Linked DNA regions of Homo sapiens: all the other regions are linked to region 2. Evidence: chromatin loops called from intact Hi-C (ENCODE). Cell type or tissue: mammary epithelial cell. All regions are shown on one strand. Region 1 has its middle 15 kb from the start of LINC02769. Region 2 has its middle 79 kb from the start of LINC01717. Region 3 overlaps LOC107985255 (a long non-coding RNA gene).

What was found. Peaks named below come from ENCODE experiments on the same cell type or tissue, not always from the same donor. Only the 100,000 strongest peaks of a DNase experiment are listed, where the experiment ranks them.
Region 1: it touches region 2 in a loop (5-fold over the local background); 2 of 110 quality-filtered maps call a loop at or near these places.
Region 3: it touches region 2 in a loop (8-fold over the local background); 2 of 110 quality-filtered maps call a loop at or near these places.

The regions. Positions count from the first base shown.
Region 1 is chr1:208,650,816-208,654,815 of GRCh38, reverse strand. No RefSeq gene overlaps it. Among named protein-coding and RNA genes, the nearest start is that of LINC02769, 15 kb to the right of the region's middle. RefSeq lists a silencer at 2,271-2,457. In mammary epithelial cell, CTCF peaks have their summits at 405 (motif pointing left) and 2,328 (motif pointing left); a DNase peak (open chromatin) is centred at 2,325.
Region 2 is chr1:208,805,492-208,809,491 of GRCh38, reverse strand. No RefSeq gene overlaps it. Among named protein-coding and RNA genes, the nearest start is that of LINC01717, 79 kb to the right of the region's middle. In mammary epithelial cell, no CTCF peak of the experiment used is centred here; DNase peaks (open chromatin) are centred at 941, 1,571 and 1,891; H3K27ac peaks cover 2,476 bases.
Region 3 is chr1:209,037,353-209,041,352 of GRCh38, reverse strand. The region is part of intron 1 of LOC107985255 (a long non-coding RNA gene); the gene reads left to right. Among named protein-coding and RNA genes, the nearest start is that of LINC01774, 67 kb to the right of the region's middle. In mammary epithelial cell, no CTCF peak of the experiment used is centred here; DNase peaks (open chromatin) are centred at 1,842 and 2,402; H3K27ac peaks cover 2,375 bases.

The DNA of each region.
Region 1 (4,000 bases), 150 kb after region 2:
AGTAGGTTCTCTGAACCCTGGTTAGCAGGACTAAGGGAGAAATATGAGTTTGCTTAGGATCCATGGTGTGCCAGGAGTGCATAAGCTCCATAATATGGGCAGGGATGTTTGTCTTGTTCACTCCTGTATCCCCAGCACTGAGAAAAATAATGACATAAATAGGTGTTCAACAGATATCTACAGAACAAGCACATGAATTATAGAAAGAAAATGAATCATGCCTGGGTTCTTCCATCATGGCAATTTCCAATCCTCTTCTTATAAGCCAAAGTTCTTTTTCTTATGAATGCCTCCAGGGTTTCCCTATTCATCCTTTCACCAACACACACAAAGCACTTAATCCGTGCTTAATCCTAGTACAGGTCCTTAGTGACACATACGCTAATCTGCTTTTCGCCACCTAGTGCCAGATTTGTAAATTGACTCCTCCTGAACCTTCCTTTCCAGAGAAATGGAAGGTTTCCCCTCTTCACTCTGTGGAGTTAGGGACCTGGGAAAACATCTTTTCCTATCCTCTTCTTTTGAGGGAAAACAATTATTAATGCATCACAAAAGAAAAGTATATATTCTCACCTCAGATATGTTATCAAAGGAAATGATAAGTTGTTTTCATAGTGTTGAGCTTTATATATAAGGTAGATTTGGGGACCAGACAAGCTGGTATGAATCCCACTGCTGCCCACGGTAGGTATGAGAATTGGCAGGTTACTTTTATATTCTTAGTTTCAGTTCTTTCCCCCCTAATATGGATGAAAATAATAGTAATGCCTCTCAAGGCAATGTGTAAAACATACCCATGGTAAATATTCATTCATTTATTTATTTAACAAATATTTAGCAAATGCCTTAGATGTCCCAAGCATTATTCTGTTATAGCCTCTTGGATACAGCAATTAACAATGCAGATGACAAATCTCTGTCCTTATTTTGCTTATCAATTAGTGTTAAATAAAGATTAGCCATTATTATTGATATATTATACTAAACCTGAATACTCTAGAACTTTTCATCTAGACTAAGTCTTTTCTTCCCCTGTAATTGATGTCAGTGAGTCATTTGTATTTACTGCACAACTGCAGAGTACAGAGCCCTGGATTGAGTCTATATGGAGGGGGAAGAGGAAGGAGGATAGACTGAAGACGTGGCCTCTGCCTTCAGGAGTTTATAGTGCACACGCAAAGACTAGCAAGGATGAAAGGACTTTTGAATTTAAGAAACATGCATAAATTAAACATACCGCTCTTTTTGGCTTGTCCTCTGAGTAATAAGAACACGAGTGGATTTTCATCACTGTCTGTTGTAATCTTTCCAGAAAAACCACTGAACCATTCTGAAGGCTTCAGGAAGAGAAAACTAATGGCTTTATCTGAACTCCTTGGGAAAGAATGGGGTTTAGTAAGTAAATGGATGCATGTTTCTTAAACTGGCAAGAATCCTCATCAAGTGTCCTGACAAGGCAACAAGCAGATGAATGTCAATGTTATGTATCTGACACATTACCCACACACGTAACTCTGTGATTTTATAGAATTTTAGCCTCTGAAGGAGATTTTAATTATCCTCTTACTCAAATCTTTACCTTTACAGAGAAGGAAATACATGCAGAGGGGAAGAGTGATTTCACCCGAGGTGGTGCGGCTAGCATGTGGACTGCCTGGACCAATGCCTCAGTATCCCCATCGCCAGCACAGTGTTTTTTCTAGAACCTCTTGAAGCCTAAAGCCTCAGTATCCCCATTCTTAGTCCAGAGTTCTTTTTAGAACCTCTTGAAGCCTCCTTCTGTCTGACTTGGAGTGAAAACCCTTAGAGCTCAATGGCCTTTTTAACCAAATTGCTTGCTCTGAGCTCAGGCTAGTGGCATGTTGTGAGGGAATCTGAGTAGGAGCTTGTTGATAAACAGGTCCTGGCAGTGAGATTAGACACATTTCTAGTTATGGAAAAAGAAAGGGGGCTTTGCAGGTGCTTTTCCTCATACTGTTCTCTTCTCAAGGAGTTCAGATAAAGCTGCGAGTTTTCTTCTCCCAGACCCCTCAAAATGGTTCCACAGTTTTTTTCTGGACAGACTTGAATTAACAGTCTAATCTCACTAGTACTGAGAGAGAGCTGAGAACAAGCAAGAAAGGGTGGTGTGTTGAATGCATCCATGTTTCTTAAATTCAAGAGTCCTTTTGATCCTTGCAAAAGACCTCTGTCACTGTGGAGGAGACAGTACTCCAAGTTCCCCCAGTCTTGACTAAACCCCGTCTTCAATGCCTTTTGCTTCTGAAAGGATCTAGATTCGCTTGGGAAAGGGGGAGAGATTTTAAAAGGAGGTGACACCTAGTGGTCACTGTGACAAACAGCAGCCTACAGCGAAGAAGGCCGGTTGCTAAGGGTAGCAGCTGCAGCCATTTGTCTCCACTCTGACTAAATGGCCGGAAGAATCATAGAATGTTTATATTGGGAGCAACCTCCAGAGATTTTCTGTCAAGACATCTGCCTCCAGCCAGCACGAATAATATGTCTTATGCTTATGGTGTTGTATAAAACACTTTTACAAATATTATCACGTTTAATTCTCACATCGGCCCTGTGAATTTTGTAACATCATTATCTCTTTTTTAAAGACGAGATGATCAGTCATAATTTAGGCTTCTTGAGCAAAATCACTCAGCTAGTGAGCCATGAAGTAGGAGCTAGGAGTCAGGCCCTCAGCCCTTACCTTCCCACTTGCGATCAACTGTTTACTGACTCTAGGAAAAGACATGGAAGTGTTGAGTGAAACCCCGTCTCTACTAAAAAAATAATAATAAAAAAATAGCCGGGCGTGGTGGCGGGCGCCTGTAGTTCCAGCTACTCGGGAGGCTGAGGCGGGAGAATGGCGTGGACCCGGGAGGCGGAGCTTGCAGTGAGCCGAGATGGCGCCACTGCACTCCAGTCTGGGCGACAGAAAGAGACTCCATCTCAAAAAAAAAAAGAAAAAAAAGAAAAAAGAGACTGGTTTTTCACCAGGCTCAAACCCCAGCCCTTGCACAAAAATTGGCTTAGTGTTTGGAGCCAATTTTACATAAGTATTTTTGAGTCAGGAGAGAGTTTCTTCCACCTGCAAATTCATCTCTAAATTCCCTCTCCGTACATGAGAATAACAAATCTTCTCGGTGGGAAGAAAAGAAGTCGGCTTGATATGGACTGGCTGCAGAGAGGAGGGGGTTGCTGGGTCCCTGTGGCAGTGAACGATGGGGCCATCCAGGAATACGGAAGAGGCTGCTGGTTGTGTCAGAAGAGTCCTTGTAAGAGGAAATTAAGCCGGATATAACCTGATATGAAATCGCTGGGTACATCTCAGGTTCCTGGCTTAAATATTCAATAGTCTTCAGGGAGAAAATGAATTAATGAATAGGGTCATCTGACAGTAGAATTTTTTAAAAAGTGTTTGAAAAGTAAAAACGCGTTCTACCCCATCCACTCCCTCAGCCACACCCTCTCTACAGAGGCTCCAATTTCTCACAGAATTTCTCAGGTATTGCCTCACCTACTCCTACCCTAGCCCAAGCTGCCTGTCATCCCTCCCTGCTACATCTCTTGGTACTTGGACGTTCAAGTACAGCAGCCTTTAGCCGCTTACACAATCACAGGACATCCTCTGAAAGAGAAGCAATCTTCTGTGGTTTGGTTGTTTTAGAAAGAAGGCATTGTTGATGGAGGTCTTGACTTGTGGGCTGACATAGCAAGCGAAGGATGGGTTTGCTTTTTCTGGATGTTACTTGTTTAAAAAATATATTTATAAGAGAAAGCCCTCTCTATTTTCCTAAGGGATAGGGCTGGACAGGAAGTTTTCAGAGATTCAAGCCAGATGGGGGTGCAAACCTCTCAGGACCAACACAGCATCTTTCCTGAGCTCTCTACTGTGGATGTGCTGAGGTCCTCCACATGAAAGTTAGGAAGGGATATTTCTCCTTTCAGCAAGAGGCTGCTAGTTGTGCCAGATGAGTCCTTAGGAGGAAATCAAGCCAGATGTAAC
Region 2 (4,000 bases):
CCCTGGCTGCACAGTGGAATCACCTGGAGGGATCTTTTTAAATTCCTAAAAAGTTAAACACAAATTTTTTAGCATGGAACCCAAAATTCCCCAAGTGATCCCAATGTCAGTCAAGTTTGAGAACCACTGGTATAAAGGAAAGAATATTAGCGGAGGAGTTAGACAAGCCTCAGTTCCAAAGCTGCCTCTTTGTCTTATCAGCAGAGCCTGCTCTTCTGTAAAATAGAGATAAGCATACCTACCTCATATGATTATGTTACTTTTTGTGAAGATTAAACAAAATCCTCCATGTTAAGCACTGGGATTTTTAGCCATGTTATATGCTGTATGTCTTCAGGGCTTCATTCACCCATTAGCCTGGTGATTGAAGCATTCAAAATGACTTTCTGCTGAGAATCTTGGTTCTGCCTGTGGCATTCTCTCAGCTCACCTGATGACAGGTGGAATGGCTTCCTTTTAGGTATTCTCCTTGCAGGCCCCTCAGCTTTCAGAAAGGAAGTTATTCCTGCATGCCCCAGCTCAATGTCCTCTTATGTCATAAGAATTTCTATTTAATTGGCCACACAGAATATCTGGGTTTTAGTTATTTTCCAGGAAGAATCATTTTGAACTCATACTCACTCACTATTTATTAAACATTCTGTCGAGCAAAATACTTTCCGGGAAGATGGCTTAAAATATTGAAGACATTCTAACTTCCAGACAATTTAAGCTTTTTCATTCAAAAAAGGAAAAGAAAAAAATAAGAAAATAGTATTGCTTATCTAGCATCTAAATATCAGGGACTAGAGATATTGTGATAGTTTCAGTTGTCATGTAGCTTGGAGTCTAGTCAGGAAGACAAAAAAAAAAAAATCAAGTCATACCACAAACACATGAGAAATCGCAACCTTGGCAAATGCTGTGAAGGAAGCTTACATGATGCTATGAACCTCTAACAAGTTCAGACAGAGTCAGGGAGGTTAAGGTGGCTCTCCCACAGATGAGGGTTAAGCTGAGATGTCAAGAATGACTAGGAATTAACCATGGGGAGGTAGAGGGGGAGCATTGCAGACAAAAGGAATTGCAAGCTCAAAAAAGCTCTGTGGCAAGAGTGTATTCTTTTTGCTCCAATGTTCTTTGCTTCTTGCCTTTCCTTCCTTTTCCTTGTTACTTCATGGTCTCAAAATGGCTACCACAGCTCCAGACATGGAGTCCACATTCAAGTAGAAAAAAGGGAAAGGAGAGCAACACTAGCTCTATCTGTCCCTTTTATCAGAAGTCAAAATCTTTTCTAGAAGTCCCCCAGCAGGCTTCCCTTTTATATCACTGGCCAGAAAGAGGGCAAATGCTCATACTTAAGTCAATCCTTGGCAAAGAAGAATAGATCAACATGATTCGTCTAAATCAGGAGATCTCTTCCTTTTATTCCAAGGTGAAATATGACTTTTCTAAGCAAAGATGCTGTTGCTGCAGGGATGCTATTGTAGGCTCTTAAAAGTGTCTACCACTGTGGCTATGGCAGTAGTCCAAACACAAGATGGGGTGATATTTAGGAAGTTACAACAGCAGAGCTCATGATTCATTTACCACGAGGATAAGAAAGCAGAATCATCCTATGCAGCAAGTCACCACATGAGCTCAGGTAAGGAGTATGGCTCTGCCAAAAGCAGAGTTTCTGAACTTAGGCTTAGTGATATTTTGGACTGTATAATTCTTTGCTGTGAGTGGCTATCAAGTGCACTGTAGGATGTTCAACAGTCTCCCTGACCGCTACCCACTCAATGCCAGTAGCATCTGCCCAGCAGTGACCAAGTCTCCAGTCTTTGCCAAATGTTCCCTGGAAGAAAAGTCATCCCCTATTGTAAACCACAGCCTTAGAGAATTCCTCCTACTGAATATGACTATGAGTAATATAATGACAGGGCAGGGCTAGTGGGAGGCAAGGGAGGTACCCAGGGCACAGAATTTCAGTAGGCACTTGCACAACCCTGACAGTGGATGTCTCCTTAAATTTTGTGCCTTCAGAGCCTCACTGGGCTCTCCCAATATCTGACGGTGTAGTAGTAGCCCATATTTCAACAAAAATAAACATTCTACTTGTTGTTTCTTGTTCAAGGATGTGTTAAAGACATTGCCCTTTATGAAACACAGAGTTCTGTTTATGAGAAAACCCAGGAGAGCTCCTGCCCATTTTTTGTCCAGAGAAGAGACATGTTTTTCCTAAGCCACTAATTTGCTTTTATCTGATGAATGTTGTAAATGGTGTAATCTTTTGTTTTCCTTTTTGCATTGATTGTTATTAAGTTGTTTCCCCCTTTTTTGTGACATTGGCTCCTATAGAACTTGAAAACCAAATTTGTGGCTTACTTCAAGTTTGTAGAATATTCATTCTAGCCTTATTCCTGACTATATTTTAAGTTCCTGCCTTTGTTTTTCATTTCCATTTTGACTCAGTTTTTATTGGTGTTATTTTACATTTGATGTATTCTTATAAAATACCTTAAATATGTTTGAAACTAATATCATCAAGTACCCAGCATGGGGCCTGGCACGCAGAAGACATTTGATACATAGAAGTTTCCTTTCTTCATGTTGAGATAGAAAAGTGAGGCACTGCGTGGGACAGCTGTTTGTAATGGCCAAGTGCTCTAGAAGTGTAAGAGTAAAGGCTTCCAATAAAATCCAACACTGTTTTATTTTTTAAAAGTCTAGTAAACTAGGTATTGAAGGAACATACCTAAAAATAATAACAGCCATGTATGACAAACCCACAGCCAACATCATACTGAATGAGCAAAATCTGGAAGCATTTCACTTGAAAACCAGCACAAGGCAAGGATGCCCTCTCTCACCACTCCTATTCAACATAGTATTGGAAGTCCTGACCAGAGCAATCAGGCAAGAGAAAGAAATAAAGGGACTGGGTGTGGTGGCTTATGCCTGTAATCCCAGTACTTTGGGAGACCGAGGCGGGCAGATAACGTGAGGTCATGAGTTCGAGACTAGCCTGGCCAACATGGTGAAAGCCTGTCTTTACTAAAAATATAAAAAATTAGCCAGATGTGGTGGCATGCACCTGTAATCCCAGCTACTTGGGAGGCTGAGGCAGGAGAATCGCTTGAACCCAGGAGGCGGAGGTTGCAGTGAGCTGAGATCATGCCACTGCACTCGAGCCTGAGAGACAGAGTGAGATTCCATCTCAAAAAAAAAAAAAAAAAAGAAAAAGAAAAAGAAATAAAGGGCATCCAAATAGGAAGAGAGAAACTCAAACTATCCCTGTTTGTAGATGACATGATTCTATATCTAGAAAACCCCATAGCCTCGGCTCAAAAGCTCCTTCAGCTGATAAACAACTTCAGCAAATTTCAGCATACAAAATTAATGTACAAAAATCACTAGCATTCCTATACACCAACAGCCAAGCCAAGATCCGAATCAGGAAGGCAATCCCATTCACAATTTCTACAAAAATAATAAAGTACCTAGAAATATAGCTAACCATTGAAATCCTTACAATGAGAATTACAAAACACTGCTTAAAGAAATCAGAGAAGACACAAACAAATGGAAAAACATCTGATGCTCATGAATAGGAAGAATCAATGTCATTGTAATGGCCATACTGCCCAAAGCAATTTACAGATTCAATGCTATTTCTATCAAACTACCAAAGACATTCTTCACAGAAATAGAGAAAAATGATTTTAAATTCCTATGGAACCAAAAAAAAGCCTGCATAGCCAAGGCAATCCTAAGCAAAAAGAATAAAGCTGGAAGCATCACATTACTTTACTTCAAACTATACTACAGGGCTACAGTAACCAAAACAGCATGGTACTGGTACAAAAACAGACACATAGACCAATGGAACAGTACAGAGAACCCAGAAATGAGGCCACACACCTACAACTATCTGATCTTTGACAAAGGTGACCAAAAAAAGCAATGGAGAAAGGACCCCCTATTCAATAAATGGTGCTGGGGATAACTGGCTAGCCATATACAGAAGATTGAAGCT
Region 3 (4,000 bases), 230 kb before region 2:
ATATGTCTCCTGGGCCATTTTCTCAATAAAACCAAGGCAGACTTCATTTTGTTGCTTTGCTCTTACCATGTGGGAGTTGAGGATTAAGCTGGCAGAATGGGGCCTCTCCTGCCCATGGCACAGAGACAACTTTCCTGCTGAACCTCTACCATTTGGTTCTTAGGCCCTTGGCTTGTCTTGAGGTCCTGTGAATCAGTTCACACATGACATGGGCCTCCACCAATACACCAGAGAAACAAAAGGTAGGGCAAGGGCTGAGAACCATGTATGTTGCTCAAACTCATCCTTCTTCAGGTGCCAAGGCTCTATTTATTTTGGAGAACTTTGTTCACTTGAAAATTTCTTTGAAAGGTAATAAAGCAATGGTTTTAAAATTGTATTCTACAGTGCCAAAGGATTAAGAGGAAGGTGTTCCAGAGACAGCTCAAGCAAGAAGCTCCACACCTTCTGCCTCAGTTTCAGCCAAAGCAGCTTTATTACTGACGGATTTATGTATTGGAATTGTACATATGAGTCTATTGTTAGAAAGGTTTCATTACTTTAAAAGATTAGATGATCTAATGAATTGCTATTTCAAAACATTGCTGGGAGCCCAAGAGAATTAACAAAGTCACCTCCCTCACAGATCCCAGACCAAGAAATCTGGAAGGGATTCCGAATCATACAGCCTCTTTCGAGTGAGTAATTCACTAGGACATTAGGAAAGTGCACAAAGTCTCATAGACTGTACCCCATCCCCTCAAGACCCTGAGTTCCCTAAAGGAAACTTTTAGCCCCGTGCTTTGCACACAGTCAAAGACATAAGAGTGACTGTAGAATGAGCAAAGGAATGACTCAGGATTAGCCTTTTGTATAATGCATATAAAAATCAAAGCTCAGAGTGGTGAAGGTTTTGGCCCAAGGTCATAAAGGAAAAACAATGGCAAAGTTAGGATAAAACTCTGGGATTTTTTACACTGGATTGTGCCCCATTGACTCTTCAACAGCAATAAAAATGTCCAAAGTCAGCTGGGCGCGGTGGCTCATGCCTGTAATCCCAGCACTTTGGGAGGCCGAGGTGGGTGGATCACGAGGTCAGGAGATGGAGACCATCCTGGCTAACACGGTGAAACCCCATCTCTACTAAAAATACAAAAAAAAAAAAAAAAAAAAAAATAGCCAGGCATGGTGGTGGGCACCTGTAGTCCCAGCTACTTGGGAGACTGAAGCAGGAGAATAGCATGAACCCAGGAGGTGGAGCTTGCAGTGAGCCGTGATCATGCCACTGCACTCCAGCCTGGGTGACAGAGTGAGACTCCGTCTCAAAAAAAAAAAAAAAAAAAAAAGTCCAAAGTCAACTTCTCACTTCCTAACCTTTGCTCTGTCTCCAAACTCATCCTAAAGATGTAACACAGAGACAGTGCAAGTTCCAATTCAAATGATCAATGGTTTTTTCTTTCTATTTCCATTAGCACAAGATTTGAAAGAAGTCCCCCCCTTTTTTGTCCTCCCTTCATCCCTTTAGCTCCCACAAGGGCAGGGGTAGACGCTGTCCAGCAGCAGTGATCTGTGGGTGTTGCTGAGCTGAGGACAGAGGAGACAGTTTAAGGAAGACGAAGCCTGGCTAAGGTTAGGCTCTTCCAGTTTCTCCTTCCTTTGTGCCTTGCCTTTTTTTGCATCACTGATGTTATTTATGGAATGCCAGCATGTTTCTTTTTTTAATTAAAAAGAGGAAATATCGAGTCTCGTATAAGAACAAGAGTGATGACTCAATAGGGCTGCTCAGTGCCAAATTACTTCCTGTAATCGCATGTGTAGCAGTGTTTCTTACAGAAGCAGGCTTTGGGGCTCCTGGTGAGATTGCACCCGGGCTGCCCACCTGCCCAAGTGACTCATTCCTAACAGCCCAGGATGTCTCACACATTTAGTCATAAACTCTGGCCTGATGAAACCAAGCTTACCCAATCTTGCTGATCTATAAGCAGGGAAGGGGGATAAGCTAGCAGGGATAATATAATTTTTGGTTGAGTCTTCTTTCAGGTAAAATATTAGGTTTTTCAGGCATTGTAACATATCAGAGGATTATTATTTTTAATAATATAAATCACCTTGAAACATATCTATTTTAATTTCTTCCTGTTACTGGGAAGGAAACTAAGACCTAAGTCAATTTGGAGAGTATTTGACTATCTACTATATAGAAAGGATTGTGCTCAGCCTTCGTGGGCCAAATGACCTTTCAAGGTCCACAACATATGGGTGACAAACAGAATTAATTGCTAAATATCCTCATTCCCATACAAATCTCCCTTCCACCATATGAATCTAAAGTTTGGGTTATTGTCAGAACTATCTTGCCAGTCTAGAAATTCTAGACTGATATGTGAATGAGTATGTGTGTGTGAATGTGTCTGTGTGTGTGTGTGTGTGTTAGCTATGTGCCTGTAGCTAGGAGAGGTATATTGCAATCCAAACTGGAAACAGTAGACATAGAAGGCAGCATGTCAGAACTAGAAGACATGCCCTTTGGATTTATAGAAACCTAGTTGTCAATTTTGGTCCTTCCAACTACCATGTAACCACGGCTCAGTTTCAAATCATGTTGAGCCTTACTTTTGTCCTATAAAAATATACAGTAAAATAGGTTTGATGTTTACCTAAAAAGAGTATATGCAAAGTATATTAATCTTCCTTTTTGTTTTCTTATGCTTTGACATCTTGGGGACTTGCTGGTCCTGGAGGGACTGTTCTGTAACCCATGACTTTAATCCAGTCACCTCTATTCTATTAGGCTCTCACATTCCTGGCTACTATCTCTGTTCTAATCACCCTGGGGCCAGATACCAGACTAACAGGAACAGTCCTTCTTCCCCAGAACCTATTAAAATTATTCAGATGGGCCAATCCTAAGCATCCTTATCCTGCCTCACATATTTCTTCCCACGGAAACCACAATAAAGGCTTTTGCCCACGTTTTCCCTTCATTCCCTCTGCCTCCTGAGCTACCTTGGTGCCTTCCTGTATGTCTCCTTCCCCACCTGTCCCTACCCCTTAATGTGGCATGCGCCTTCTTTGGGATCTGTGAGTAGCAAACTCTTTCCACTGGTAGTCATCTCCCGATCTGTTGATGTCGCCATACCTGAATGATAATATAACCTATATTCAAAAGCGGAGTACTGACAAAGCACTTCATACTTAAAGGTTCTCAAATTCTTCCATGTAACATAATGAATTAATGACTGCCTATGTGTGAAGTTTTTGAGTATACAGATATGAATAATACCCACTTTCAGCTTTCAAGGGAGTACTGAAAATAGCATCCTATCAGAAGTGTGGGTGGGGTATGGAAATGTTTCTATGACAGATCGAGGACATCAAATGACCTGCTTCAGGACACACACCAATTCAGAGTTTTCTGACCACCAGCCCAGGATTTGGCTTTCAGTGGGATCTACGGCTTCTTTGAGTAAGACTTTGGATTTTGACCTTGGCCTGTCTGCAGCCAAAAGTATGCTTGGTTGCCCCAGAAACAGTCCATGTTAGCCTCCACCTCCTACTCTGGGGTTTTGTTCAAGTGGTACTTAGACAAAATATTCATTTCTTCTTTGGCCTCCATTCTACATTCCATATTCATTTATTTTCAATAAACAGTTTCAGATTCCTCATTTTTCCCCCTAAAGCTTACAAATAAATTTTTCTGTCTTGCCTTTCTTGCTGCATTTACATAAAAGCCACGCTGAAAAATTTATAGCAGTAATGGAAATCTTGGGGAAAACAAAATGCTCTGAGAACAAATGGCTGCTTTAACCCTTTGCTAAAGAGCAATGAGTGCCAGGCTTGCAGTGCCACAGGGCAAACAATTCCATGGGGAAGAAACACACCTGAAGATACCCAGCTTACCTATAAAATGCCAATAATGGAATCAATTGGAGGAGGGATCCTTATGACTTTATTCATCAAATTCTTTAAGTCTATATTCTCTTATTACAGAAATAAAAGTGAATTTAATTGCTAAGTTTTG